Regions from separate parts of the Homo sapiens genome. Here region 2 is linked to region 1. Evidence: chromatin loops called from intact Hi-C (ENCODE). Cell type or tissue: CD4-positive, alpha-beta T cell. All regions are shown on one strand. Links, peaks and the distances in the headings refer to the core of each region. The heading gives the core; the rest is flanking DNA. Region 1 has its middle 29 kb from the start of NRF1. Region 2 overlaps NRF1 (nuclear respiratory factor 1).

What was found. A loop is a pair of places that touch in the nucleus more often than their neighbours do. Peaks named below come from ENCODE experiments on the same cell type or tissue, not always from the same donor. Only the 100,000 strongest peaks of a DNase experiment are listed, where the experiment ranks them.
Region 2: it touches region 1 in a loop (5-fold over the local background); 12 of 110 quality-filtered maps call a loop at or near these places.

The regions. Positions count from the first base shown.
Region 1 is chr7:129,574,839-129,590,761 of GRCh38, forward strand. No RefSeq gene overlaps it. Among named protein-coding and RNA genes, the nearest start is that of NRF1, 29 kb to the right of the region's middle. In CD4-positive, alpha-beta T cell, for the core only: no CTCF peak of the experiment used is centred there; a DNase peak (open chromatin) is centred at 8,103; H3K27me3 peaks cover 333 bases.
Region 2 is chr7:129,628,409-129,644,331 of GRCh38, forward strand. All of the region lies in intron 1 of NRF1 (nuclear respiratory factor 1), which reads left to right. Among named protein-coding and RNA genes, the nearest start is that of NRF1, 25 kb to the left of the region's middle. In CD4-positive, alpha-beta T cell, for the core only: CTCF peaks have their summits at 7,319 (motif pointing left) and 7,519; a DNase peak (open chromatin) is centred at 7,313.

The DNA of each region.
Region 1 (15,923 bases), core at 4,796-12,795:
CCTTAATGTTTTCACCCTTTAAGACCTAGCTGAAGTTTAAGAACTTTCCAGGTCCCCTCCACCATGTTTTCACTCTTCAAGACCTAGCTGAAGTTTAAGAACTTTCCAGGCCCCCTCCACCACTTCCCACTGGAACATCATCCCCTGCCCTGGCATGGATGTGGATGGCACTCAATACTTCTTGTGTTCTTTGCTAAACCGTCAAGGCCTTGAAGGCTGGGACACCATCTTTTAATGGCTCAACAAATATCTGGAACATCAAAGGTGAGCACAGATGTGAAAATTACCTGCTTTGTAATTTGGAATATTATGTTTAAAAAAAAAGGTTTAAAAAAAAATCTTTTGTTTTTAATTCTTGGGGAGTAGTACTGTTTCTAAAAGAGAAATTTTGTTGTTTTTGTAATTTTTAAATTTTGATGTAACTTCAAACACAGAAAAGTTACTGTAGTACAAGCAGTTCCTATAAGCCTTTTACCAAGATTCACCAGTTGTCTACATTTTACCCCATTCATTTTGTCATCCTCTCTCTGAACATGTTTATACAGATGCATCTTTTTCTGAACTGTTTGTAACTGGGAGAAATGGTGCTCCTTTACCCCTAAACGTTCAGTGTGTATTTCCTGATAAAGGTGCTCTCTTACTATTTTTTTTTTTTTTTTTTTTTGAGATGGAGTCTTGCTGTTGTCACCTGAGCTGGAGTGTAATGGTGCGATCTCGGCTCACTGCAACCTCCGCCTTCCAGGTTCCAGCAATTCTCCCACCTCAGCCCCTCAGCCTCCCGAGTAGCTGAGATTACAGGTACCCTCCACCACGCCCAGCTAAATTTTGTATTTTTAGTAGAGACAGGGTTTCACCATGTTGGCCAGGCTGGTCTCCAACTCCTGACTTCAGATGATCCATCTGCCTCAGCCTCCCAAAGTGCTGAGATTACAGGCATGAGCCACCGCACCTGGCCGTTTGTTTTTTTTAAGAAGGTAGAAGAATCGAGGCTGAGGTTCCCAGATTTCCCTGTGAAAGCTTCAGCAAAGGCCCCAGGTGCATGGGTGACGCAATATCTGAAAAGATGGAGCCGAGGGTGGGTACAGAGAAGGTTGTGCCTCAGGAGCCCAAAAAGAAGGGCAGGGTGAAAAAAGGCAGCACACCTGAAGCTCCTTGTGGGGAATGTGAAAAAACACCGTCCCGAGCACCTTGGCAGGAGCTGCCCAGCAAGATGTCTGCAGGCTCCTGATCCCCATGGACCAGTCCAGCTCCAGAAGGATGTTTCCAGCTAACAGGGCTGAGATCCCAAAGGGCTTGGAAAGAAAGTGTTTCTTTCCAGAAACCAAGTCAACCAAAGACATGGCCTCTGGCCTCCGGAGGTGTCAGAGGTCAGCTTGTGGTCCCTGAGAAAAGATAATCACACCAATTGGTCCTTCTGCCCAATAAATAAGAAACATATAAGGCCTTTGGCCTCCTAGGAAAGTACTTGACAGTGCACATTATGAAGGAGTGAAATAGGATCTGCAAGAACTCTCAAAACACTGAATGGATAAACAAATGTGGTATATACACACAATTGAATAGTATTCACTAAAAGGAAGGAAAATTTAAAAGAAAGGAAATTCTGATGCATGCTACAACATGGATGAAACTTGATGACATGATGCTAAGTGAAATAAGCCCAATGCAAAAGGAGAAATACAGTATGATACCGCTTATATGGGGTACCTAGAGCAGTCAAATTCATGGAAACAGCAAGTAGAATGGTGACTGCCAGGGGCTTGAGGAAGGAGAGAATGCAGAGTTAGTGTTTAATGGGTACAGAGTTTCCGTTTTGCAAGACAAAAAGAGTTCTGGTGAGGGATGATGGTGATGGTTGCACAACAGTGTGAATGTACTTGCTGCCACTGAATTGTACACTTCAAAATGGTTAAGATGGTAAATTTTGGCTTGTGCCTGTAATCCCAGCACTTTGAGAGGCTGAGGCAGGCAGATCATGAGGTCAGGAGATCGAGACCATCCTGGCTAACATGGTGAAACCCCATCTCTACTATAAATACAAAAAATTAGCCAGACGTGGTGGCACATGCCTGTAGTCCCAGCTACTCGGGAGGCTGAGGCAGGAGAATCCCTTGAACCCAGGAGGTGGAGGTTGCAGTGAGCCGAGATCGTGCCACTGCACTCCAGCCTGGGTGACAGAGAGAGACTCTGTCTCAAAATAATAATAATAATAATAATAGGATTTTTTAAAAAAGAAATCTCTTATCAATACTAAAATTCTATAATTCTATTTTTTTTCTTTTTTGAGACAGAGTCTTGCTCTGCCACCCAGGCTGGAGTGCAGTGGCACAATCTCAGCTCACTGCAAAGTCCGCCTCCCAGGTTCAAGCAATTCTCCTGCCTCAGGCCCTCTGAGTAGCTGGGACTACAGGTACCCTCCACCACACCTGACTAATTTTTGTATTTTTAGTAGAGATGGGTTTTCACCATGTTGCCCAGGCTGGTCTTGAACTCCTGACCTCAGGTGATCCACCTGCCTCAGCCCCCCAAAGTGCTGGGATTACAGGCATGAGCCAGCACGCCTGGCCTATAATTCTATTTTTTTTTTTTTTTTTTGAGACGGAGTCTCGCTCTTTCGCCCAGGCCGGACTGCAGTGGCGCTCTCTCGGCTCACTGCAAGCTCCGCCTCCGGGGTTCACGCCATTCTCCTGCCTCAGCCTCCTGAGTAGCTGGGATTACAGGCGCCCGCCACAACACCAGGCTAATTTTTTGTATTTTTTAGTAGAGACGGGGTTTCACCGTGTTAGCCAAGATGGTCTCGATCTCCTGACCTCGTGATCCACCCACCTCGGCCTCCCAAAGTGCTGGGATTACAGGCGTGAGCCACCGTGCCCGGCCCTTATAATTCTATTTTTAAAAAGCAGAAGATATCAGAAATGGGGATCCCCCAGTCCTGACTCAACCCCTTCAACTCTCAAGTAAGGAAACTGAAGCTGGGATTCTTCTGTGGCTTGCAGCTGAATCCTGACTGGAATTGGACCTAGAACCCTGGGAGAATGCTGGGAGAACAGAGGACATGGTGTTTGCCAGGGCCTCCAAGGACACAGTCATAGATAGGGGGCTGTGAATATGGCAACACAGCAGCAGTAAAAGTTAGCTTCCAAAGAAGACAGGAAAATCTTTTTACTGCAGAGGTGACATTTGAGCTGGTAACAAAACAACCATAGGTGTTTGCCAGGAGGAGAAAATGTAAGCTAAAAAGGTAAAAATCTAGGGATCAGTACATATGACCACAGATCAGTACATGTAACACAGAGGGGTGTTTCTCAACCACAAAAGATTATATTGAGGAGAGAGGCCATTTCTCTTACTGTCTCCTGTCTCCAAAGAAAAGGAGGAAACTGAAAAATAACAGACTGATTGGGCGCCACTGGCCAGGCCTGTAAGTTAAAGATTAACCCCCATCCTAATCGCTTGTGCTATCTGTAGACCACAGACAATGAGACCACAGACAATGGTACAGAGAAATGCTTGCCTTGCTTACCCCCACCTAGTCAGGTATCCCACGCTTGCTCAATCTATCACAACCCTGTCACATGGACCCCTTAGAGTTGTAAGCCCTTAAAAGGGCCAGGAACTCTTCTTCAGGGAGTTTGGTTCTTGAGACGTAAGTCTGCCGATGCTCCCGGCCAAATAAAGCCACTTCCTTCTTTTTTTTTTTTTTTTTTTTTTTGAGATGGAGTCTTGCTCTGTCGCCCAGGCTGGAGTGCAGTGGCGCGATCTTGGCCCACTGCAAGCTCCGCCTCCTGGGTTCACACCATTCTCCTGCCTCAGCCTCCCGAGTAGCGTGACTACAGGCGTCCGCCACCACACCCAGCTAATTTTTTGTTTTTTAGTAGAGAGGGGGTTTCACCGTGTTAGCCAGGATGGTCTCCATCTGCTGATCTCGTGATCCACCCGCCTTGGCCTCCCAAAGTGCTGGGATTACAGGCGTGAGCCACTGCGCCTGGCCCACTTCCTTCTTTAACCCAGTGTCTGAGGGGTTTTGTCCACGGCTTGTCCTGCTACATTTCTTGGTTCCCTGACAGGGAAGCGAGGTGGTTGAAGGTTGGCCGAGGCAGCCCCTAGGCGGCTTAGGCCTGCCCTGTTGGAGCATCCCTGTTGGGGGAATCCAGCCAGCTTGAGCGAAGCAGATCCTGAGAGCGCTCCTGGGTAGACACTTGCCCCAGTGGAACGCCTAGTCAGAGCGGTGCCTGGCAGGCCCCCGTGGAGGATCAATGCAGTGGCTGAACACCAGGAAGGAATTGGCACTTGGAGTCTGGACATCTGGAATACGGTAGGACCGGTCTTGGGAACTTGCCCACTGCATTTCAGTGGAAGCGTGGCCTGCCTTTATTGGCACTTTGGTTTTGCTTTTGATTTTGACTTGGTTTGATTGCTTGATGAATGAGCATGCCTTTATCGGCACTTTGGTTTTGGTATTGATTCTGATTTGGTGTGAATTGCTTGACGAGTGAGTTACCTTTTACTCTTTGCCCTTTTTCTTTCCCTTCTTGTGGCAAGAGTGTTGTTTTGTCTCGGAGAGGAAAATGGGTAAAACACAGAGTAAGCCCACCCCGTTAGGGACTATGTTAAAAAAAATTTTCCAAAAAGGTTTTAATGGAGATGATGGGGTTACTGTGACCCCAGGAAAACTTAGGACCTTGTGTGAGATAGATTGGCCAGCATTAGAAGTGGGTTGGCCATCAGAAGGAAGCCTAGATAGGTCCCTTGTTTCAAAGGTATGGCACAAGGTAGCTGGTAAGCCAGGATACCCAGACCAGTTTCCGTACATAGACCTTTGGTTACAGCTGGTTTTAAACCCCCCACAGTGGTTAAGAGGACAGGCGGCAGTTGTACTAGTGGCAAAGAGAGGGAGAATTTATGTAAAAAGAATGTTATATGGTAAATTCTTGTCCTGAAATAAATTAACTTCTTGTTTAAAGAAAGGGATGTTTGCAATAAGTCAGAAAGTTGAGGCATGTCGAAGAATTGTCTGTGAAAGTCGTGAAAGAAAAAAAATGTGCTATAAAAAGCAACTTATGCAAGAAATGCTGTATAATTTCAAAGTAATTAGGCCTCCTGAATGTAAAACTATTGAAGAAACAGTTTATATGCAAGGTGTATAAGGAAAGTAAAATATACTTTTAATAAAAGGATTATAAGGAGGCATAAGAATGTGGATTTTTACCTACATTAAAAGGTTAAAAAAATTTTGTTTTGAAGGTTTAAGCAAGTTTTGAAACGTTAATTGTAAAGGAAATTCTGTGTGTAAACATATTGGCTGAAGTTAAAGGGGTATCATCCAGTTTTTCTGTGACTGGACATTAAAATAAAAACACAATGGGTTTTTCTTGAAGCATTAACCTGCTCTTTAACAAAAATTATAAAAGGTTAAAAAGAGTCTATAAAAATCTTACCTTATGGTCAGACATTAAAAATTGAATAAATATATCTACAAAGTTTTATTGAAACTAAGTTTAACATTAATAACACACTAATATAAAGGTGAAATTTAGCTTATCTGGTATAAAAATCATACAGGAAGCATTGTCAAATAAAAAATGGTGTTTGTCTTTCTTTGGTCTAAAAACTAATAAAAATAGGTGTTAAAGGAAATTTCTCAGTAAGAAGGCACCAAGGACTATAAAGTCCACTGCTGATGTCCCCACATTTACAACAAAAGGTCAATTTCTTCGAAATTATATACTTGGTTTATCTTCCACTTTACTTTCCTTCAAAACTAAAAGTCTTTCAGCACACGTACCACCCCTAGAATTTCCAGTAAACCAGCACCAGCCTGAAGATCACGTTCTCATCAAAGGGTGGAAAGAAGGAAAACTCGAGCCAGCCTGGGAAGGACCCTACCTTGTGCTGCTAACCACTGAGATTGCTGTTCGTACAGCCAAAAATGGATAGACTCATCACAACCAAGTCAAGAAAGTACCACCCCCTCCAGAGTTGTGGGCCATAGTCCCAAGGGAAAATCCTACCAAACTGAAGCTAAGAGAAATTTAACTCTTTCATCTATTCTATTACTTCTGTCCTTGCTCTGTTGCTGACCATCTAGTTATTAACAAAACTAAATCAATTTCACCTCAAACTATTACATTTAATGCTTGCCTTGTTATACCCTGTGGGGACTTGCCAAATCAAAGACAGCTCTCTACTTCAGAAAAGTAACTCTGCCCCTCCTGACTCTCCTCAGACTGGGCATTAGTAAATTGGGACCATTTAATCTGGGGAGATTTTGATAAAGACCCCAGAGTCAACCAGGAGTCTTGTCCCCTGATGTAGAGTTTTTATGCCATAGTTGGTCCAACATTCTGTGGGCCACTAAAGAGCAAGGATGGACTGCCCCAACCGGTTTTTGTAATTTCCTAAAACCATACATTCATTTTACTAGAGGATCATAGAAGTTAAAGACAAAACAAACTTTAGCAATTAAGACAGGATAACAAGATGCAAATGCTTGGTTGGAATAGATCAAATATTCCATCTGCATGTTAAACAAAAGCAATTGTTATGCTTGTGCACATGGCAGACCAGAGACCCAGATTGTCCCCTTTCCACTAAAGTGGTCCTCCAGTCGACCAGGCGTGGACTGCATGGTATCTCTTTTCCAGGATTCTACAGCCTGGAGTAATAAGTCGTGCCAAGCTCTCTCTCTGCTATGTCCTGAAGTTCAGCACCCTGTGGGTCAGCCCCTGAGGGCCACCCAGCTTCTGTCTCCCAACACTAAGTTCACTTCATGTCTCTCATGACAGGGAGGAAACTTAGCATTCCTTGGAGACCTGAAGGGATGCAGTGAGCTTAAGAATTTTCAAAAGCTTATCAGTCAGTCAGCCCTTGTTCGTCCCCAAGCGGATATGCGGTGGTATCGTAGTGGACCTTTATTGGACACTCTGCCGAGTAACTGGAGTGGCACTTGTGCTTTAGTCCAATTGGCTATCCCTTTCACCCTGGCATTTCATCAAACAGAGGGAGGAAAAATAAGACATCGTAGAGCGAGAGAAGCCCCTTATAGGTCTTTTGACTCTCACATCTATTTAGATGCAATTGGAGTCCCATGGGGAATATCAGATAAGTTTAAAGCCTGAAATCAAATAGTTGCAGGATTTGAGTCAATATTTTGGTGGGTGACAGTTAATAAAAATGTAGATTGGATAAACTACATCTATTACAACCAACAGCAACGAATTTTTCATGAGTTTAAAAAAAAAAAAAAAAAAACTCATGTCGGCTCCAGCCCTGGGGCTACCTGACCTGACAAAACCTTTTACACTATATGTGTCAGAGAGAGAAAAAATAGCGGTTGGAGTTTTGACCCAGACTGTGGGGCCCTGGCTGAGGCCAGTGGCCTACCTCTCTAAACAACTAGATGGGATTTCTAAGGGTTGGCCCCCATGTTTGAGGGCCTTAGCAGAAACAGCCCTGCTAGCACAAGAAGCAGATAAGCTAACTCTTGGGCAAAACCTAAACATAAAGGCCCCCCATGCTGTGGTACCACTAATGAACGTCTAAGGACATCATTGGCTAACAAATGCTAGACTAACTAGGTACCAAAGCTTGCTCTGTGAGAATCTCCACATAACCATTGAAGTTTGCAACACCCCAAACCCCACCACTTTGCTCCTGGTATCAGAGAGCCCAGTTGAACATAACTGTGTAGAGGTGTTGGACTCAGTTTATTCTAGCAGGCCCGACCTCCGAGACCATCTTTGGACATCAGTAGACTGGGAGCTGTACGTGGACGGGAGCAGCTTCATCAACCCACAAGGAGAGAGGTGTGCGGGATATGCGGTGGTAATCCTGGATGCTGTCATTGAAGCCAAATCATTGCCCCAGGGCACTTCAGCCCAGAAGGCCGAACTCATTGCTTTAATTTGGGCCTTAGAGCTGAGTGAAGGTAAGACTGTAAACATTTACACTGACTCTCGGTATGCCTTCTTAACCCTCTAAGTACATGGTGCATTATTCAAGGAAAAAGGCCTGTTGAACTCTGGGGGAAAAGACATAAAGTATCAACAAGAGATCCTGCAATTATTAGAGGCACTGTGGAAGCCCCAAAAGGTGGCAGTCATGCACTGCAGAGGACACCAGCGAGCTTCCACCTCGATTGCCTTAGGGAACTACAGAGGAGACTTAGAAGCTCGAAAAGCAATATCCACCCCCTGCCGGGCATCAGTCACAGCCCCCCTGCTCCCTCAAGCACCTGACCTTGTACCTACTTCTTCTTTTTTTTTTTTTTTTGAGACAGAGTCTCGCTCTGTCGCCCAGGCTGGAGTGCAGTGGCATGATCTCAACTCACTGCAAGTTCCGCCTCTCAGGTTCACGCCATTCTACTGCCTCAGCCTCCCAAGTAGGTGGGACTACAGGTGCCTGCCACCACACCTGGCTAATTTTTTGTATTTTTAGTAGAGACGGGGTGTCACTGGATGGTCTCGATCTCCTGCCCTTGTGATTCACCTGCCTCGGCCTCCCAAAGTGCTGGGATTACAGGTGTGAGCCACCGCACCTGGCTGTACCTACTTATTCTAAAGAAGAGAAGGACTTTCTCCAGACAGAAGGAGGGCAGGTGATAGAAGAGGGCTGGATCCGGTTATCAGACGGAAGAATAGCCATGCCACTGCTGCTAGGAGCCGCAGTTGTACTGGCTGTGCATGAGACCACCCACCTAGGCCAAGAGTCACTTGAAAATTTGTTAGGCCAGTACTTCTATGTCTCACATCTGTCAGCCCTTGCCAAAACGGTGGCGTAGCAGTGTGTCACCTGCTGACAGCACAATGCTAGGCAAGGTCCAACCGTCCTGTCTGGCATACAAGCTTATGGAGAAGCCCCCTTTGAAGATCTCAATATAGACTTCACCAAGATGCCCAAATGTGGCAGTAACAAGTATTTGCTAGTTCCAGTGTGTACATACTCTGGGTGGGTGGAGGCCTATCCAACACGAACCAAGAAAGCTCGTGTTCTTCTCCGAGATCTCATCGCTAGGTTTGGACTGCCCTTATGGATCGGCTCAGAAAATGGGCCGGCGTTTGTGGCTGACTTGGTACAGAAGACAGCAAAGGTGATGAGTGTGGATCAAAGACTGGAACGTAGCCCCCTTGCAGCCACGGTGGAAAGGACCCCAGACTGTCATCTTGACCACTCCCACAGCTGTGAAGGTAGAGGGAATCCCAGCCTGGGTCCACCACAGCTGCGTAAAACCTGCAGCACCGGAGACCTGGTAGGTGAGACCAAGCCTAGACAACCCCTGCAAAGTGACTCTGAAGAAGTCGACAAGCCCTGCTCCAGTCACACCCGGAAGCCGACTGGTCCACTCATGGCCGAAGCATGAGGAAACTCACTGCAGGACTCATTTTCCTTAAATTTTGGACTTGTACAGTAAGGACTTCAACTGACCTTCCTCAGACTGAGGACTGTTCCCAGTGTATACATTAAGTCACTTAGGTAGGACAAAAGGTTGCTGCAGTCCTATTATTTTATAGTTATTATGAGTGTACTGGGACTCTAAAAGGAACTTGTTTGTATAATGCTACTCTATACAAGGTATGTAGCCCAGTAAGTGACCAGCCTGATGTGTCCTATAACCCATCTGAGCCCCCTATGACTACCGTTTTTGAAATAAGATTGAGGACTGGCAGCCGGGAAAAAGCTGATATGAGCAAAATAATAACTAGAACAGAAGAGAAAGGAGTTCCCAAACAAATTATCTTAAAATTTGACCCTGTGTGGCAATCAACAGTGACTTGTGTGGAAATAGAATAAGATGTGGCTCTCTAGATTGGGAAAGGGGCTATATAGCAGAAAATAAGTATGTTTGTCATGAATTGGGACTGAATGTAGTGATGAATGTAGTTACTGATCCTGTGTCATTTAGGCCACCTGGAAAAAAAGATGAGAAGGGAAGGACCCTGTCTGCCTTCAAAAAGGAAGGAGTAACTCTTCCTGCACTAGTGGTCACTGTAACCCATTAGAATTGCTAATTACCAATCCCCTTGATCCCTGTTGGAAAACAGGAGAGTATGTAACTCTAGGAATTGATGGAAGTGGACTGGATTCCCGAGTAAATATTTCAGTCCAAGGGGAGGTCCACAGGCGCTCTCCCAAACCAGTGTTTCAGACCTTTTATGATGAGCTGAATCTGCCAGCACCCGAGCTTCCAAAAAAGATGAAGAACTTGTTTCTCCTGTTGGCAGAAAATATAGCTCATTCCCTCAATGTTACTTCCTGTTATGTATGTGGGGGGACCACTATAGGATACGGATGGCCTTGGGAAGCCTGAGAGTTGGTGCCTCCTGATCCAGTTCCTGACACAATTCCAGTCCAGAAGGCCCAAACTAGCAACTTCTGGGTCTTAAAAACTTCCATTATTGGACAATATTGCATAGCTAGAGGAGGAAAAACTTCACTGTCCCTGTAGGAAAGCTCAGTTGCCTAGGACAAAAGCTGTATAACAGCACAGCAAAGACAATCATCTGGTGGGGCTTAAACCCATACTGAAAAGAACCCATTCAGTAAGTTTCCTAAGTTGCAAACTTTTTAGGCCCATTCAGAATTTCATCGGGAGTGGATGGCTCCCACTGGACTGTATTGGATATGTGGGCACAGAGCCTACCCTGTCCATTGGTCAGGTAGTTGTGTCATTGGTACCATTAAGCCATCCTTTTTCCTGTTACCTGGAAAGACAGGTGAGCTTCTAGGTTTCCCTTCCTATACCTCCCGAGAAAAAAGAAGCATAGCCATAGGTAATTGGAAAGATGATGAGTGTCCCCCTGAAAGAATCATACAGTACTATGGGTCTGCCACATGGGCACAAGACAGCTCGTGGGGATACCGAACCCCCAACTACATGCTTAACTGGATCATATGGTTACAGGCTATTTTAGAAATAATCACTAACGAAACTGGCAGAGCTTTGACTATTTTAGCCCGGCAGGAAACCCAAACGAGAAATGCGATCTATCAGAATAGATTAGCCTTAGACTATTTGCTGGCAGCTGAGGGAGAAGTCTGTGGAAAATTCAACTTGACCAATTGCTGTCTGCAAATAGACGATTAAGGACAAGTAGTCGAAAATATAGTTAGAGACATAGCAAAGTGGGCACATGTGCCCATGCAGGTTTGGCATGGGTTTGATCCTGGATCCCTATTTGGAAAGTGGTTTCCAGCTCTAGGAGGATTTAAAACTCTTACAATAGGTATAGTAGTAGTGTTAGGAACCTGCCTAGTGCTCCCTTGTTTGCCACCCATAGTTCCCCAACTACTAAGAAGTTTTGTTGCCACCTTGGTTCATCAGAAAACTTCAGCACAAATGTATTACATGAATCACTATTGATCTGTCTCGCAGGAAGACCTGGATAGTGAGGATGAGAGTGAGAACTCCCACTAGTGAGTGAGGTTCTCAAAGGGGGGAATGAGGAGAGAGGCCATTTCTCTTACTGCCTCCTGTCTCCAAAGAAAAGGAGGAAGTAAAAACTGAAAAATAACAGACTGATCGGTGCCACTAGGCAGGCCTGTAGGTTAAAGATTAACCCCCATCCTAATCGCTTGTGCTATCTATAGATCACAGACAATGGAATAGAGAAATACTTGCCTTGCTTACCCCAACTTAGTCACATACCCCATGCTTGCTCAGTCTATCACGACACTGTCACGTGGACCCCTTAGAATTATGAGCCCTTAAAAGGGCCAGGAACTCTTTCTTCAGGGAGCTCAGTTCTTAAGACACAAGTCTGCCAACACTCCCGGCCAAATAAAGCCACTTCCTTCTTTAACCGCATGTATGAGGGGTTTTGTCCACGGCTCTTACTGCTCCCATATGATGTTAATATGTACTGGTTAAGATTTACGCAAAATGCGCTAATAACGGGAAGCTGGCTGTGGATCTGGGAACTCTGTACTATCTTTATAACTTTTCTATAACTCTAAAATTTACAAAAAAAAAATTTATGGATATTTATTTTTAGAAATAAAGTAAAATAAAATATGTATTTTAAAAAGTAAATAAATCCATAAATAAGTAAATTTTAAAAACAAAGCTTTCAGTAAAATGATACTACTCTTACTGGATCAGAGAGTGCTGTTCCCCTGGAGTCTATGGCACAGCACAGGATGGCCTCTCTGTGTGTTCACTGACCCTGTGCTCACCCAGACTGGGGCTATTTGAAACTAACAGTTCCCTCAGTTTCACCAGAAATCCTCCATGGCTTGGGCCATTGGCAGCAGGACCTGAGCCTGGTCCTCCAAATTCTCACTCATAACGTTGACTTAAATGACATTCACCACCAGTGCCTTACTCCCTACCCCAAGACTCTAGCCTCAGGTGTCTTTTTATGTTCGTTTGTTTTTGTCTTTAGAGACAGGGTCTTGCTGTGTTGCCCAGGCTAGATTCTAACTCCTGGGCTCAAGTGATCCTGCCACCTCAGCCTCCTGGGTAGCTAGGATTATAGGAGCAGGGCACTGAGCCCAGTTTATGGTGCAAATCCTATAGATCCATCAAACTTCAGTCTTGAACTGAGAGGCTCAGGGGACTAGGTTGGAAGGAAGGCTTTTCACAGTATGCCCTTTTGTACCTTTTGAATGTTGGACCATGTCAATGTGTCAATGTACTATCTACTAAAATAAGACAAAAAACACAAAAACAGGGCTGGGCACGGTGGCTCATGCCTGTAATCCCAGCCCCTAGGGAGGCCGAGGGGGTGGATCATGAGGTCAGGAGTTCAAGACCAGCCTTGCCAAGATGGTGAAACCCCGTCTCTATTAAAAATACAAAAATTAGCCGGGTGTGGTGGCAGGAGCCTGTAATCCCAGCTACTCAGGAGGCTGAGACAGAGAATTGCTGGAACCTGGGAGGTGGAAGTTGCAGTGAGCCGAGATAGTGCCACTGCACTCCCAGCCTGGTGACAGAATGAGACTCAGTCTCAAACAAACAAACAAAAAAAAAAAAAAAAAAAAAAAACCCCCCACACACACCCCCAGTCCCCTTTTCTCTGTGAATCCTTCTGACTACTCCAGGGAAGAATGAAGCCTTCTTGCCTCTGGCCTCGTGTTTACTACATTTGGCATTAAGAGTTCCTGCCAGTCAGTGCTGCTGATCACCTTTCCCTGTGTAAATGTCTGGCTCCCTTCCCAGGCTAGAAGTCCCTTAAAGGAGGCTGGGCATGGTGGCTCTCGCCTGTAATCCCAGCACTTTGGGAGGGAGGCCTAGGCGGGCAGATCACCTGAGGTCAGGAGTTCAAGACCAGCCTGGCCAACGAACATGGTGAAGCCCCATCGCTACTAAAAATACAAAAATTAGCCAGGTGTGGTGGAGAGTGCCTGTAGCCTCAGCTACTTGCAGGGGCTGAGGCAGGAGAATCCTTGAACCCAGGAGGTGGAGATTGCAGCGAGCTGAGATCACACCACCGCACTCCAACCTAGGTGACAGAGCAAGACTCCATCCCCACCCCCCCCAAAAAAGAGAAATTATACAAATAGTAAGGATGTGAAAGGTGTTTAACCTCTTTAGTTAACAAGGAAATGCACATTGAAACTACCATGAGATACCACACCCACCTACCAGCATGGCTATATTTAGAAAGACTGACAATGTCAAGTGTTGGCAAAAAAATGTGGACCAATGACAACTTTCACACACTGCTCATGGGAGTGGAAACTGGTGCAAACTCCTTAGAAAACTGGAAATATTTACTAAACTGAACATACACATAGCTGATAATCAAGCACTTCCACTGCTGGGTATTCACCCAACAGAACTGCACATTTATGTGCATCCAGAGACATACACAAGAATATACAGGCATTCTTCATGAATAATACCAAACCAGAAACACCTTCAATGTCCAGAATCATAGACTAGATAAATTATGGTATATTGTACAAATGACTAACAGCTACATAGGATATGGTTACTCTCACAAACTATGTTAAACAAAAGGAGCAGGGTACAAAATAATTCATACCGTAAATTTCTGTTTATATAAGCTTCAAAAGCAAGCAAAACTAATATATGGTGTTAGAAGTCAGGTGTTGAGGGGGGAATCTGGGGTGCTGGTGACATACTACTAATAGTTCTCCTGGGTGGAAGTTTACACAGGTGAGTTAACTGAAACTTCATTGACATCTACACTTCTCATTTGTGTACTTGAACCCGGGAGGCGGATGTCATTTAAGAAATTTAAGGCGGATGTTAAATGTCATTTAAGAAATTTATTAGAGGCGGGGAGCAGTGGCTCACGCCTGTAATCCCAGCACTTTCGGAGGCCGAGGCGGGCGGATCATGAGGTCAGGAGATCAAGACCATCCTGGCTAACATGGTCAAACCCCGTCTCTACTAAAAATACAAAAAAATTAGCCAGGCATGCTGGCAGGCGCCTGTAGTCCCAGCTACTTGGGAGGCTGAGGCAGGAGAATGGCGTGAACCCAGGAGGCGGAGCTTGCAGTGAGCCGAGATCGCATCACTGCATTCCAGCCTGGGCGACAGTGTGAGACCCCGTCTCAAAAAAAAAAAAAAAAAAATTTATTAGAAATACATACTTAAAAATCAATGAGGAGACCCTATTTAATAATCCAGTGGCTGCCAAAATTATGCACAGTGGTTTTCTGAATCTTCTTTTAATTTATTTTTATACATATTTTTTGAGATGGAGTCTCGCTCTGTCGCCCAGGCTGGAGTGCAGTGGCGCCATCTCGGCTCACTGCAAGCTGCGCCTCCCAGGTTCAAGCATTTCTCTGCCTGAGGCTCCTGAGTAACTGGGATTACAGGCACCCGCCACCACGCCGGGCTAATCTTTGTGTTTTTAGTAGAGACAGGGTTTCACCATTCTGGCCAGGCTGTTCTTGAACTCCTGACCTCATGATCCACCCGCCTTGGCCTCCCAAAGTGCTGGGATTACAGGCATGAGTCACCGCGCCCGGCCAGTCTTTTCTTATTGTGAAAATGTCAAATGTAAACAAGAGGACAGCAGAATATTAGAGTAGCTTTCCTTTTTTTTTTTTTTTTCCTTGTAGAGAGGGTCTTGCTTTGTCATCCAGGCTGGAGTGCAGTGACGCCATCTCAGCTCACTGCAACCTTCACCTCCTGCGTTCAAGAGATTCTCATGCTTCAGCCTCCCAAGTAGCTGGGATTATGGGCATGCACCACCATGTCCAGCTAAATGTTTGTATGTTTTAGTAGAGACGGGTTTTGCTGTATTGGCCAGGCTGGTCTTTACTGTCCTCAAGTGATCCGCCCGCTTCGGCCTCCCAAAGTGCTGGGATTACAGGTGCGAGCCACTGTGCCTGGCCTAGAGTAACTTTCCTTTGATGAAATCTGCTATCATTTGTTTCTACAAATCATTCTTCTAAAATACTGTATTCCTTATGAAAATAATATAATCATACAAACAAAATTTCGGAAACTAGAAACAAATAAAACCCCTAACCTCTCCCATCCATTTAAACATAAATTGCTTTATAATTTTGATACATTTCCTTCTAATCTTTCTTCCTCCACATTAATGTATTTTAAAGTAAAATACATTATTTTTCTCATTCAGAGTTTTAGTCACTTTCTCTATAATTTGAAAATAGTTTATTATTTACCCAGCATTTATGGTCATCTCTAAAATACTTAGCACTGTGAATATATGTCAGATAAAAATACAAAGTAAATTTCACTTAGCTGTTCAAAAAATAGCATAATAATATAGATTAAATTCCAAGCACCTTGAAGCAGTTTACACTCTTGATAGTCTTATTTACATAAAGGGGACACTTTTATTTTCTCTACTCTTTAGGTAAGAAAAACATGGCACATGGTTGATAATGAGACTATACCCAGAATGCAAGTTTTCCTATCCAACTTTTGCATTACAGCGGGCCTGGTACCAAAATATCAAATATGCAACTTAAAGTACTCT
Region 2 (15,923 bases), core at 2,776-10,775, 52 kb after region 1:
AATTAAAACTGAGAAAATTTAAAAGTGCTTAATTTAAAAAATAACCCTGTACATGTTAAAAAGTTAATATTTTAATTATGTTACTATTTTATGAAAAACAACTTTTTCAAAACAGAACACTTTAGTGAGAAACATTATATTTTACAGTTTTTGCAAATCTCTTTAATGTCTGGCTTAAGAGAAGACAGCTGAAGTCTCATCTGCTTTTGCACTCAGTCTGCTGTAGTATGTTGCTTTGGTTAAAGTATAAAAAGAAGATCTGGTCTCATACCAAATATGTGGTTGGAAGAGTATTTTAAGAGCCTTTTCAGATAATTGTGGATATTCTTTGATATATTAAAACTCAGCAGTGGTAGTTTCTTAAAGATGAGTTGCAATGTGAAATCTGAAATGGTAACTACTCTTACATTAAAACCTATTGGTTTATCATGCTCTATGAATGGATATTTTAACTGATGCATGATTTTGTAACATCATCTATTGGTAATTTGGAAAATATTAATTCATCAAGTTTATGGAGATCTTTCAAATATTGACACAAAAATCACATTCTTTAACATCACCACCAGTCTCATCAGAAAAGGCTTTTAAGTAATGGAAAACTATTAGACTCACTGTAGCAGATACAAGTTTTCCGAAATTCTAATTATCACTTCAAATATCAAATTTCCATCATTGGCAAAAAATATTGTCAGTTGTTTTCCTTGAAGTGACAGACCCACTTTTAATTTTTGAGAAAATGTCTGTCAAATACCGAGGTCTGAAGAACAATATAGTTTGTCTGTCAGCCACTCTTTGGAGTAAAAATTGTATTCCTTGTGAAAAAAAGCAGCTAATTCAGCTTACAACATAAAACATAGCACACACGCTTTTTTTTTTTTTTTCCTGAGATGGAGTCTTGCTCTTGTCACCCAGGCTGGAGTACAGTGGCGCAGTCTCAGCTCACTGCAACCTCCGCCTCCCGGGTTCAAGCGATTCTCTGCCTCAGCCTCCTGAGTAGCTGGGGTTACAGCTGCCACCACACGCCTGGCTGAATTTTGTACTTTTAGTGAGACGGGGTTTTGCCATGTTGGCCAGGCTGTTCTCAAACTCCTGACCTCAGGTGATCTGTCAGCCTCAGCCTCCCAAAGTGCTGGGATTACAGGTGTGAGCCACTGCACCCGGCCCGCACACACGCTTTTTGAGACAGCCATTTCTGAATGCAGCAGAAAGCTGAATGCAACACTTCTGAATGCAACAGAAGCGCTTTATGCATACTTTCCATTTGTTACGCAGAATAGTAGAAAGACATAACTCTGGGGAGAAGAGTTAATAAAATTAATAATATTTACTCTCATCAAGCACATTCTTAAATAAAATGGACTTTTTTCTCCTTTTTATCGTGAGCACATGAAGGTGAAAGATATAATGGCTACTAGTATAGTTTTGTGCTGTTACCTTAAATTGTGCTAAGTGTCAGTAGTTTTACCCCACCATTGCTTTTGCATCATAAGTGTAAATATAAATGCATTGAGAAAAGGCAAATAGCATCTTATTTATTATGAAAATAATTTTGACCTCATTGATGACTTGAAGAATCTCAAGGACCCCCAGGGTCCCATGGTTTACTTTGAGAACTGCTGTTAAGCTATTTGAGGGTCGAACTAATCATCCTAATATCCCCTTTCAGTTCCTGGTCCAGAACTTTACACAGAAAAGGTGCTCAAAGGATATTTGTTTAATGAATGTGGTATGCTGACATTTAAACAGGACAAAACTTGGTGAGTAAAATTAATGTAGGCAGTCTCCCATCCATTCAGGCAGCTTTTCCATAGACGTTTGTGAGAATAGAGTGAACAAATGGAATGTGGATGATATACACTTGGTAAATGCAAATGATGAAATAAAAGAACAAAATATAAGGTGATAGTACTTACAGAGCTAACAGTCTGAGCCTTGCCTGGGTCCTATTAATGAGTCTTCTACTTTCTGTGTCTTTAAATTTGTAATGGTCTCTTAGAGAGAGGGTCCTCAACTAGGATGGATCTGATCTGAAAAGCAAACATTCAATTTAAATTTCAATAGTTCTCTGCTTGTGCTTGATCTAGTAATGTCTTTTCAAAAGGGATTATAGAAGGTGAATGTTAAAACAAATCATTTTGATTTTCCATAGTGAGTTAAGAAATACATTTTGTTGTTCCTCTTCTGCTTTCTAAGTAATATGTTGGGCTTCTTTCTTGTTTTGTCGTTGTGAGGCATAGTCCGAGGAAACCTTTGTTTTCTATAAATCCTGATATTCTTTGGATTGGAAGAGGCAGTTTCCTGAATAAGAAAGAGTCTGACTACACTGGGTAAATTGTCAGATTATTTTGTCCTCACAGAAGTTAAAGTGTAAAATTGGGTGAGGGCATTGCTTTGAAAGAGTATTTTTATTTATTCTTTTAAAGAAAGTAGATTAATAAAAAGATTGATCAGTTCAAATACCTGGAATATTTAAACCAGTTTTATGTTAACCTAAAAAAATTATTTTGTAGGCATTTCGAAGTTTGACCTCCTTTTTGTCCTAAATTGATTTTAAATCAGTATCAAATGCTGAGGACCAGTAAATGAAACACTCATATGTTGTTTTGAGCAAAATTTTTTATATTATGAAAATATTATAACTTTGAAGTTGATACTTAAAATACTTGAGCCAAAGTTTCTGCCTTTATGTGGGACATTTTCATGAGCTTTCTTATATCAGTTTGCTTACTTACTTTTCATAGAGTTGAGCGAGACTATAGCAAGAGACCCAGGGACATCTTAACATCCTTGAATATTTCTGAATCTTTCTAAGGAATTTGATTTAATTTTTTTTTTTTTTTGAGACAGGGTCTTGATTTGTTACCCTGATGTGATCACTGCTCACTGTAGCCTTGATCTCCCTGACTCAAGCAGTCCTTCCACCTGAGCCTCCTGAATAGCTGGGATCACAAGCGTGCGCCACCATGCCTTCCTTCTTTTTAATTTTTTTGTAGAGATGGGGTCTCCCTATGTTGCCAAGGCTGGTTTTAAATTTTTTCTAGAAACGAGGTCTCGCTATATTGCCCAGGCTGGTCTTAAATTCCTAGCTCAATCAGTTCTCCCACCTTGGCCTCCTAAAGTGTTGGGATTATAGGTGTGAGCCATGGAGGCTGGCCAGGAACTTGATTTTCAGGGAGAAGCCTATTCAGTGTTTCCTTGGACTTCCTCAGCCTGGTTTTATCATAGCATATTATAAGATGATAAACTGAAACCATCTGATTTGAAATCACCAACCTGGGAAATACCAGTCAGAAATTAATTCTATTTTTATGACATTCTTAAAAGACTGTTTAAAACTGACCAAAGTAAAAAATCTTCTTTTAGAGTTATAAGTGTGTAAAAAAAGGCATATTCAAAATAATGTATATATTTAAGTTTACTGGACAGATTTAAATTTGTGTTCTTTGTGTAAGGCATAGATTGGAATGTTTGCTACAGGTATTTTTTGGAACACGGATTTCAGATTGCTGTTTGCTTATAAATATGCATGACTGCTGACCTTCAGAACTGCTTTAAATTTCTCAAAAAATTTTCTCATTATATGCCAGGCTTAGTGGCTTGTGTCTGTAATCCCAGCTACTTGGGAGGCTAAGTCAGGAGGACTGCTTGAGGCCAGTAGTTCGAGACCAGACTGGGCAACATAATAAGACTGCATCTCTAAAAAAATTTTAAAAATTAGCTGAGCGTGGGTAATGTGCACGTAGTCCCAGCTGCTTGGGAGGTTGAGGCTGAAGGATTGCTTGAGCCTAGGAGTTTGAGGCTACAGTGAGGTGTGATCATGCCACTGCACTCCAGCCTGGATGACAAAGGGAGACCCTGTCTCTTAAAAGAATTTTCTTATTATAATAGATACATTTATCTCTGATTTACTCAGTACTATAACCCCATTTAAGTAGTTTGAAGAGATTAGGGTTAAGTCCTACTGTTTTTAGTATGACTACAGTAGTTGCCACTTTAAACAATTTTTGAAATACTTTAGGCATAAAAAAGGATATAGAACAATATAATAAATTCCATATACCTACTACCTAAAGTAATAAAAATCACAGTTATTGTTGAAGCTTATTGGGCACCCCTTCCCCATCCTAGTCCTCTCCCTTCCCAGCTGTGACCATTATTCTCAATTTGATATTTATTCTCTCCCTGCATTTTTACAAACTTTTTCTGTATATATATATGTATCCACTGAAAAAAAAAACAATGTTTGGATTGCAGGGAAAACTAAAAAGTGTAATATTGTTTTATATGTTTTTAAGCTTTGTATAAGAGGTTAAACTTTATTGGTACATGTAGTTATAGTTTACTCACTTTAAATGCTGTAGATATTTGATATAATGGAGTGTGAAAGTAATACATGTTTTTTGTAGGGAATTTTAAAAATAAAGGGAAGTATGAAGATGATAAAAATTTGTAGCCCAGCTATCCAGAGATACTACAGTCAATATTTTGGTTTTTTCCTTTGCTTCTTGTCTTCCCACTTATGTATGTATTTTTTGGTACCCTTTAATATAAAAGGGACCCAGTTTTAAGGATTACATAAAATTGCAAAACAGCTACATAAAGCCTGTAATCCCATTTTAATTGATTCTTAGTTGAAAAGGGGGAAAGAAAATGAATGAGCATTATATATCAGACATACTTGGTAAATTTACTACCTATACCAGATATTGATAGTCTATTTCTTAATATGCAAACACCATAGAAGTGGCATCTGGAAAGAGGCTGTATTACTGAACATGCTTTTAAATTTATATGAGATTTTTCTAGTAAACAAATTTTCCAGATAGGTGATGCTTATCTTTTTAAACGTTAAATACTGTTTTGGTTTTAACCATTTTTTATGGGAAAAAGGAAAATAAAAAGCCTACAAGTATTTCTGTGCTCATTAAGCCAGAATACTGTGGTGTGCTTATAATTTTATCTTTTCTTGGCAACTTGATGTCACTGTGGAAAGCACTGATTACTGAACTGTGTTGTGACTTCTTTTGTTCTAGGTGCCTTTGAACCCTTGTGCACTTTTTAGTTAGATCTTTATTAACATGCTATGCCACTGCAGGGAGGGAGCAGGAAAAGCATGATACACAATTTAAGACAAGTGCCACCATAGGCTACTGTTGGCAAACAAGAGCTCCACCAAACTTTTTAAAGTGAAGAAGCAACAGTCTGAGCCATTTTTCTCACCAGTGGCAGGAGGGGGAGACTTCCACCAGCAACATGGAATCTTCAGTGGATGCAGCTGACCAACCCTCCTGACTTCTCAGTCTTTTCCCACCACTGCTCACCCTTTATGTTCAGATGTATTCAGCACTAGATAACCATACTTATTAACTATAAGTGATGTGTGTGTGTGTGTATGTGTATATATATATAAAACTGTACTTTAAGAATAAATATATATAAACTATATGTGTAACAAATTTATAATATATAAACTATAAATCTGTGAAAGTATTCAGCATTATATAACGGCAGGCTGTGGTGATTTAGATTGGTGGAGCTCCTGACCATGCCTGAAAATCCCTGTACCCCACTTTGACCGTGATTTTTTAAGGGAATATTGTTTTTTTACATCTGTATTTAAAAAAAAAAAAAGATATATATATATATATATACACACACACACACACACACACACTTTATTTTTTAGAGCAGTTTTAGCTTTACAGAAAAATTGAGTGGAGAGTATGGAGAGTTACCATATTCTCTCCTACCCATTTCCTTTATTAATATCTTGCTGTTGTGTGGTAGATTTGTTACAGTTGATGAACCAATATTAACAGAAGTCCATAGTTTACATTCAAGTTCATTCTGTGTGTTTGTGCAGTCTGTGGATTTTGACAAATATATAATCATTCAGAATGGTTTCACTAATCCAGAAGTCTCCTGGTGCTCCTGTCTTCCCTCCTTTCTCTAACCCCTGACAACTATTTTTTTTTACTGTCTCCATAGTTTTGCCTTTTCCAAAAATGTCCTATGGTTGGAATCATACAAATGTAGCCTTTTCAGATTGGCTTCTGTCACTAAGCAATATGTATTTAATGGCTTGATAACTTTTCATGGCTTGATAACTCATTTCTTTTTAATGCTGAATAATATTTCACTGTATGGATGTACCACAAGTTGTTTATCATTCACATACTGAGTAACATCTTGGTTGTGTTCAAGTTTTAGCAATTGTGAATAAAACTGCTGTGAATATTTATTTGTGTGCTGGTTTTTGTGTGGACATAAGTTTCAGCATATTTGAGTAAATACCAAGGAGTGCAGTTGTTGGATCCTATGGTAAGACTATGTTTAGTTTTGTAAGAAATTGCCAAACAGGCTTCCAAAGTGGCTGATGTATATATTTTCAGGTTGCTCGTGTGTTTTTCAAAAACACCTTACTCAGGTATATTGATGGACTGCTTGCCCTGTGATAGGATTACAAGTAATTGAGGTCTGTGGGGCTGGTTGTCCCTACATAAATAATACCAGCTGGTTGTACTTCGCTTGTTCTTGTTTGCTTTCTCTTTTCTTTATCTATTTTTTTCCTTTTCCATGTGTTTTTACTCTCTTTATCTTGCTTTACCAGTTCTGCTTTGTCCTCAGAAATCAGAGGACTGCATTTGTTGGAATAGTGTATAAATTTAAAAGGCAAAATAAAACAAGTCCAAGTCCTTTCTCAGGGTCTCTAGGCGGTTGGGGATGGTTGAGATTGTAGCATTAAGTAAGGTATTGTTGGAGCATTAATTTGACTATATAGAATATAATCTTCAGAGATGGGAAAAGGGAAACAATACGTTAATAAAACTTGCTTTCCTTTGTAATTTGTTAATTATAGGGCAACTGTATAAAATGTTTTAAGACTATGATAGCAGAAGAGTTTTGGTTTTTTTCCTACCTTTCTCTGGGAGAGCTTTTCAGCTTCTACTGTTACAGTTTTTGTTTGTTTGTTTGTTTTTTAAGCACACCACCTTTGGGAGTGTTACAGTTCTTTAAAGAGGACCGAGCCTTTGCTTAAGGCTAGCTTCATACTGTTTGTATAATTCTGTTTGTATGTGCATTTGTACATACCCCCAGCTGCAGCAGAATATCAATAGATTCTGTTCTCCCAGGAGAAGGGCAAGGACTGTATCCAATCTTATCTGGGGTATGTATCCAAATGACCTAAGACAGTCTTCCTAATAAACACTTTTGGACCGCAGGGTTCAGACTCTCCTGGGGTGGAATCTTTTTTTGTTACCTTTCTTTCTGCCTGCTCGTTTAAGTCAGGATGCATGCAAGGCCCACGTCTCCAGTGCCCCCAAGTGGTTGTCTAGGTTTTGCAAGAGGACATCTAGTGATGGGAGAACTCACTGCTTCCAGCCACTCTGTCTATACACCCCGTTAGAAAAATGATCTGTTGACCAGAATTTTGCCATAATTTCCTACCTTTTTTTTTTATTAGGGTCACAGACTTAATCTAATTCCTCTTCCTCATAATGGTCTTTTAATATTTTATGAGAGAGATTCCTAAAGTCCTTCTTTAGATTTAAACACCTCTTATTTTTCTAACTATTCATTAATTAAGCATTTTCATAGTCCCAGTGAAATGTAACGGGCTTTTTCTCGTATCTTTAAAAGTGGAGTGCCCAGGGCTAAGTACAGGAGTGGTCTTTGTTCACATTGTGCATATGTTGCTTGTCATGTGATACTTTTTTTTCCAGACTAAATTTACTGTGAGCCAGTGTTTCTGAATCTTTTTACTTTCTCTGTGATGATGACACAAGTCTCCATCATCCTGTTTTTGTTCAATGGATTGTGGGTTTTTTTCCTTTTTTTTCAAAACAGAGTCTCACTGTGTTGCCCAGGCTGGAGTACAGTGGTGTGATCTCGGCTCACTGCAACCTCCATCTCCTGGGTTCAAGCGATTCTTGTGTCTCAGCCTCTCAAATAGCTGGGATTACAGGTGTGTGCCCCACACCCGACTAATTTTTGTATTTTTAGTAGAGATGGGGTCTCACCATGTTGGCCAGGCTGGTCTCAAACTCCTGACCTCAAACTGCTGACCTCAGGTGATCTGCCTACCTTGGCCTCCCAAAGTGCTGGGATTACAGGCGTCAGCCACTGCACCTGGCTTTTCAATGGGTTTTTTTAGAACAAAGTTTAGAATGATATGTTTATGCCTGTGAACATTTATCTTGTTAGATTATGCTCACTAAGCCATTGGGGTGTTTGGGGAATTTGATCAATGTATCTTTTCTGTCTCTTTTCAGTTTCGAAAACTATCCCTCTGCTGCTGCTTTTCTTCCACTTGTCTTTTCTCAATAGCTGATTCTAGTTTGTGTTGCTTCGATAGATACGTATGGCTAAACATAAACCTTAGACAATAGAAAAACGTATTCATTTGCAAAGCTGCCAGGGTGTTTGGAGTGCTTGAATCATATTGAACTTCAAGAACCATTATGTTTCTTTGTCTTTTTGACAGTTATTGGAGCCAATTTGTGTGTTTTCAGTTTCTCTTAAACTTTCAGTATGTATTTGAAAAGCTTGCAGGCCCCAGTTACTGTGTCTATAATGCCTAGTAAGTAAAATGACCCACAGACCAGTCAATAAGACAGGGCTTAACAGGAGAGTAATCCTTGGTCCTCAGTTTCCCAACTGTACAGTGAAATACTTGGATTAATCACCATGTTTCCACTTGTGCTCTGGAGTTCTGAGTGGTGAGGAGGATGAATGGCTTTAACTCTCTGCATTCCCATACCCTTCAATAGAAGAAATTCCACTGTTACCTTACATTTTGAGGTTCTGTACAGGATTCTGCTTAAAGAAAAGGCTCTGCTGAAAAAAAAAAAAAAGAAGAAGAAGATTCATTGGAAACCCCTGCAAAAAAGCAAGGAAGAAAATGGCTCCCAGAGGACACTGGGCAGCTTGGAAAGTCTGTATGTGTCCCTGATTTCATGAGTTTGGAGGCCTCTGGTATTTCATTTGGTAAAAAGAAGAAGAGCTTATGCTGTTTGTCTTTTCTTTCTCAAACCTGGACATAACAATGGTTATAAAAGTAATCACAGTCTTATTATTTTGAAGGGAGAAATAAATCTATAAAGCAGAAATAAAGTTTTTATAATCCATAATTCTATTTTGCATAGATAAAAAGTATTCTTAATAGTTTTAGTATATCTTTTGAAATTATTTTGTTTGTCCACAACCATATTTATTTACACTTAAAAAAATGAGACCACACTCATTCTAGCAGATTTTATAACCTGTTGTTTTCAATTTCCATCATTTTATGGATTTTTTTGTGTGTCAATACACATAAATCTATTTCATCCTTTAAGACAAGCTTATCCAACCCGCAGCCCACAAGCTGCATGCGGCCCAGGATGCCTTTGAATGTAGCCCAACACAAATTCATAAACTTTCTTAAAACATTATGAGATTTTTTTGTGATTTTATTTTTTGTTTTTTTTTTTCTAAGCTCATCAGCTATCGTTAGTGTTAGTGTATTTTATGTGTGGCCCAAGACAATTCTTCCAACGTGGCCTGGGGAAGCCAGAAGATTGGACACCTCTGCTTTAAGGCTTCTGTGATATTTCTCTGTACCAAGAGTTAATATTCCTTGTTGCACAGCACATGGAGTCTATTCTAAAGTAGACTCTAGTTTTTTTTGTACATTGCTACTGGCACAGTTTTTTTTTTTTCAATAGTTCACTCTTTTTGGGGGTTGTGATATGTGGTGTTTTTTTCTGGTTGCTTCCTTTTCCTCTGGTTTGACTACAGATCAAGACCTGTGTTATCCCAGTCAAGCTACAGATACAGATTGCCCTTTTCTTTCAGACAATAGCTCTAATTTAATGTCCCCTTTCATAGTTACAAGTCTGTTCTTCAGAACAAAATCTTGGCAGCCAGAATTATACTTGACACTTTATTCCAGCATATTACTGCTGGCGAGAAAGACGGTTGACTTGTTTTGACCCAAGTGAGCTTAGTTCTAAGAGACTAGGAAGGTGGATGATGAGCAGCTTTTGGTGGTTTGACAGCCAGCTGCAGGACATCCATTGTGGCCAGGACCGAGTAGCTGCTGATAAATGTGGGTATGGTAAATTACATTTGATGGCCTCTTTTCCCCTTCTGTTTTTGAGAATTTTATCAAAGATTACACTGAGAAAGTGGTATTGAGAAAAATATTTTTTATTCTTATGGGATAATTATTCTCTTCTCTAGCCTATACTTCTTGTAAATGGCAACATTGGTAGTAGTCATGGAAAAATTTTGGTGATTGGTTTTTTTAAACAGGAAATATAGTGTAAATGTTATTTAGGTAGTTTTGATTTCTTTAGGAACTTAGGTAGCATTTCTCCCCTCCTTCTGTGAGTTTAGTGATATCTTTTATAGACTTAAATTCTAAAATGGAGATGTTATGCCTAGTTTTAGGTAAAGGCATTTTAATTTTATGTTCAATTACTTTCTAAATTTTGCTTTAGTCTTGAAATATAATATGCTTTTTTACTTTAACATCCTTGTGTAGGATTCTAATTTGATTTTTTTTCCTTCTTACTACTGTGCCTCTAATTTTGATTATATGGCATCTTTAATTTTCTAAGTAATTCAAGATACAGTTTATCTCAATGAATTAACTCACAAAGTAAATATGGGAATTTTTTTTGGGACAGGTTCTCACTCTGTCCCCCAGGCTGCAGTGCAGTGACACAGTCTCTGCTTACTGCAGCCTCGACCTCCATGGCTTTACTGATCCTCCCTTCTCAGCCTCCCGAGTAGCTGGGATTATAGGCGTGCGCCACCATGCCTGGCTAATTATTGTGTTTTTAGTAGAGATGGGGTTTCACTATTTTGGCCAGGCTGCTCTCAAACTCCTGACAATTTATGGGGATTTTGGTTATTTGATCTTGACTCTTCCATATATACTTGATTTCCAGTAATTGGCGTGGTTCCAGTTTTACATTTTGTTGTTTCCTTGTTCCTAAATTTATATAAATAATAATTTGTACAGATTTTCATACCTTTTAAAATTCAACTTAAAATAATTTTTATAAATTGGTTTAATACAAACATAGAAATGGTGTGCCCAACTCTCCATTTTCCTTAAAAAGTCAGCCCCTTGTCCCCACAACCCTTTTTTTTTTTTTTTTGCGAGATGGAGTCTTGCTCTGTCGCCCAGGCTGCAGTGCAGTGGCATGATCTCAGGGCTCACTGCAACCTCCACCTCCTGGGTTCAAGCCATTCTCCTGCCTCAGCCTCCCGAGTAGCTGGGATTATAGGTGCATGCCACCACACCCAGCTAATTTTTGTGTCTTTAGTAGAAACAGGGTTTCACCATGCTGGCCAGGCTGGTCTCGAACTCCTGGCCTCAGGTGATCCGCCTGCCTCAGCCTCCCAAAGTGCTGGGATTACAGGCGTGAGCCACTGCGCTCTTCCGCCCCCCCTTTTTTAAAAAAAGTAATATTTTTCTCTTTCCATCTACTGAAAATGGGAATGGATAGTTAGCTAAACAATTTAATATAGGTGAAGAAGAACATAAAGTCAGTTGAACACTCTGGCGCTCACAGAATACTGTAGCTTCACAAGACTGCTTTGGCAACTTTATAAACTGCATTTATTCCTGTGGCTGAGAATCATGCTGTCAGACCTCTCAGTTTGTGGGAATCAACTCTCAAAGTAGCTATTGTATATTATCTAAGGCAGTGATGGTGGGGTTGAGGGTTGAGGGAGCAGGAGATGTATTAGAGGGACCAGGATGGGTGGCTGCAGGTACAATTTGAAAAATCAATTCAACACACATACCGTTTTATAATACAAATTCACGGCTGGGTGCTGTGGTTCATGCCTGTAATCCAAGTACTTTAGGAGGCCAAGGTAGGAGGATCGCATGAGCCCAGGAGTTTAAGACCAGCCTGGCAACATAGTGAGACCTGGTCCCTACAAAAAAATTTTTTTAATTAGCTGGGCGTGGTGGCTCCCGTCTGTAGTCCCAGCTACTCTGGAGGCTGAGGCAGGAGGGTCCCAGGAGGTCAAGGCTGCAGTGAGCCATGATTGCACCACTGCACTCCAGCCTAGGTGATTGAGTGAGACCCTGTCTCTTAAAAGACAAAACCCAAATTTACCGTACCCCCAGTAAAACCCAAATTTTGGCTTGAAGATTAATTAATTAATAGCTTAATTATTAAGCTATTAATACATAATAGCTTGCATTAGCAGTTAAGGAGCCCAAGCAAATAATGAGTGGAGACTGTGCTCGGGTACAAAGGGTGGGACTCTGATGGAGCAGCTGGAACACTTGATTGAGAAGCAGGAGATAGGGGTTCAAGTTTTGGATTTGCCACCAATTAGAGATGTGACTTTGGGTAACTCACTGGGTCTTTCTTGGTCACAATTTGGAAAATGAGAACATCAAACTAGTCTCCAAAGTCTTAAGCATTTTAGGTTTGCCTCTGGTTAAAGGAATGCTCTGTGGACAGTTGGATTTGACCAGTTATCAAGGTAAGATTATATCTTTGGGAACCAAAGTAAACAGTTCCAGATTTTTCAGCCAGTCTTCATCAGGGTGTTATTTGTACATCCTAACAAATCACAGAGCCGTGGAGACCTTATGATGAATAACCATAAGCCTCCTGGCTCTTCCCTTTTCTTGCCATCCCAGTCCTACTATCCAGAGACAGCCTTTAAAAACTTTTTCACTATTTCTGTTTTTAGCTTCACTTGTGGTTACTTCCATAAGCCTTAATAATGTGTTTAGACTTCTGTTCCTTGATTTATCAACTTTAGATGATACCTGTGAAGTTTTTGATGTGAAAAATGAGAATTTAACTCACTTTTTTACCCCTGTCATTATTTGATATTTATATTACTTTGAAAGTCATTTATTAATTATCTTTATAATTTTAAATGATAAACTTTAATTTTTTGATCCATCAACTTCCTGTAGGGCCTCTTAACTTGCCATTTTGGAAAATGGGATTGTAAATACCCCCTTCACGTCCCTCTTTTTATATTCTACCTTCTGATACCTGTACTCAACTTGCATATTGTCTAGGTTATAAAAGGTTAATATTTTTATTCTGTCTTCCATTCACCACCAAGTATTGTGTGCTTTCCTTTATATTTAGATTGCTGTTTTTATTGCATTCGCTTTCTCTGCCTGCTGTGAACATATGCAGAATCATAAGTGTACGATTACTCAAAATGTTTATGTCTTTTAAAAGCTAAGGAAATAATTTGGTATGTGCTTAAAGACTCAGCTTATTTTATTTTTATTTATTTATTTTTTTGAAATGGAATCTCGCTTTGTCACCCAGGCTGGAGTGCAGTGGTGTGATCTCGGCTCTCTGCAACTTCCACATCCCGGGTTCAAGCGATTCTACTGCCTCAGCCTCCCGAGTAGTTGGGACTACAGGTGCGTGCCACCACGCCCAGCTAATTTTTTGTATTTTTAGTAGAGATGGAGTTTCACCATGTTAGCCAGGATGGTCTCGATCTCCTGACCTTGTGATCCACCCGCCTCAGCCTCCCAAAGTGCTGAGATTACAGGTGTGAGCCACCGCACCCAGCCTAGCTTATTTTATTTTTTGAGACAGAGCCTCATTCTGTTGCCTAGGCTGGAGTGCAGTGGCACAACCTCGGCTCACTGCAACCTCCGCCTCCCAGGTTCCAGCAATTCTCCTGCCTCAGCCTCCCTAGTAGCTGGGATTACAGGCACTCGCCACCATGCCCAGCTAATTTTTTGTATTTTTTTTTAGTAGAGACAGGGTTTCACCCAGTTGGCCAGGCTGGTCTTGAACTCCTGACCTCAAGTTATATGCCCGCCTCAGCCTCCCAAAGTGCTGTGATTACAGACGTGAGCCACCGCGCCCAGCCAAGACTCAGCTTATTAAACCATTTATTTACTCATTATTCAAGAGATATTTATTGAATACTAGTTATCATTAACAGTGCTATTTATAATAGTGAGAAATTGGAAATAACCTAAATGACTTCAGAGGATTGGTAAACTAAACTACTGTATGTTCTTACAGGGAATGCTCTGTAGACATTTAAAAAAGATACAAAAATGTTAATAACATGGAATATTTTAATCTATATTAAGTGAAAAAATATTTGTAATACAGTATATACAATATAGGCTCATTTTTGTTTAAAAACAATGAAACAAAACCAACTGTATAAGAAACTAGCAGGGGAAATGCTGGAAGCATATACATAAAATAGTTAACTTGGTAATGTAGCTATCTCAGGTTACAGTGATTTGTGTTTATTTTTAATTCCCCTATATTTTCTCAGTTACCCCCAAAGAACACAAGTCACTTCTAAAAGAATACATTCTTTAAAAAATTTTTTTTTTTTTTTTTTTAAATGAGATAGGGTCCCATTGTTTTCCAGGCTGGAGTACAGTGGTGCAATCTCAAGTCACTGCAACTTCTGCCTCCTGGGCTCACTCCATCCTCCCACCTTAGCCTCCCAAGTAGCTGGGACTACAGGCATGCACTACCACACGCAGCTGGTTTTTGTATTTTTAGTAGAGATGGGGTTTCACCATTTCACCCAGGCTGAGAATACACTTTTTAAACTTAGAGATACAAAATTAGAATTGCCAGTCATAGGTTTTCTTGGAATACACATGCTACAATAATGTAGGAGTACCTGATAAGAATTCAGTAAATATTTGTTGAATGAAGGAGAGAATGATTGAATAGCAGAGATTCCTAGGTCTGTGGTATTGGCACTTAAATACTTTCATAATTTTATCCAGAAACAAATCCTTAGTTCAGTTATTTCAGAAGAAAAATCATGAATTGAGCTGTCCTGCAGAAGCTAGGAAATAGCTTTAACTGGCTGTTGGTTGTGTAGTGACAGATCCAGCAGAATTGAGCCCGCCACTGAAGCAGCCAGGCAACAATGCTGTTTCACAGTATGCAGGATCTGAATAAAAGTGTCCTTTGTGCTTATTTGAGACTGGGGGGCGGGACTTGTGGCAATTTACGTTATTTTTCCATAATGGAAATTGAGGCAGCCTCTAATCCTGCTATCACACATGGCAACTACTTATTTGATTTTTGGTAATTTGGGAGCAGCTGTGGACAAACAATTATTCTGCAAAAAGAGCCATGCCAGCTGCATTCTGACCCAGTTGCAAATGCTTGGGTAGACCAAACTTCCTATTCACCATCTTTCTAAACCAGGGATAGCTTTAACAACTCACCTGCTTTTTATTGATATGTGTAGCTTCTGGTAAGCGTCTACATATTTGAGAATGCACTCTCTAATGCTTTTTTATTGTTGTCACCAACCTTCACTAGGCACCTACTTCATTCAGGCAGTGTGCCAGACACAGGGTTGTAAGCTACAAGATGTTATACAGTGTGGATAGACTGCTTTCATTTTGACAGGTGGGTCAGCATTAGCTTTATTTTTAGTAGACTAAATGGCAGTGTAAAGAAAGAATCTGGTGTGGAGGCAGTTGGGAGCTGTGTTCCTTTGGTCCCCAGACTCCCCCTGAATCTGCTGTCTGCGCGTTCATTGATGTCCCCTTGCTATGCCATGTGCTTTCACAAGCCGTTGCTGCTGCCTGCAGTGCCCTTTTTTTCATTCTGGAGCCTGACGAGCTTCTGACTGTAGACTCTGTCATTTCCTTCAGGATGCCTGCCCCATGTCCTTGCAGTTTTGTCTTCTCTGTGCTCCCTTAACCCTTAGCAAATATCACTAGAATAGGATTTGTTTTTTAAATGGCGAAAGCCTACTTACTTAACTGTATTAATTCAGTCTTTCAGTATACACTTATTTATTTTTTAAGCTCTTATAACCCAGGGGCTTAGAGAGATGTTTCAGTAAAGAAACATAGGAAATTAGGTAGGTAGGGTCATCTATAATGAGTAAAAAGACAGCGTACTTTTGACTGTGAACGTCTG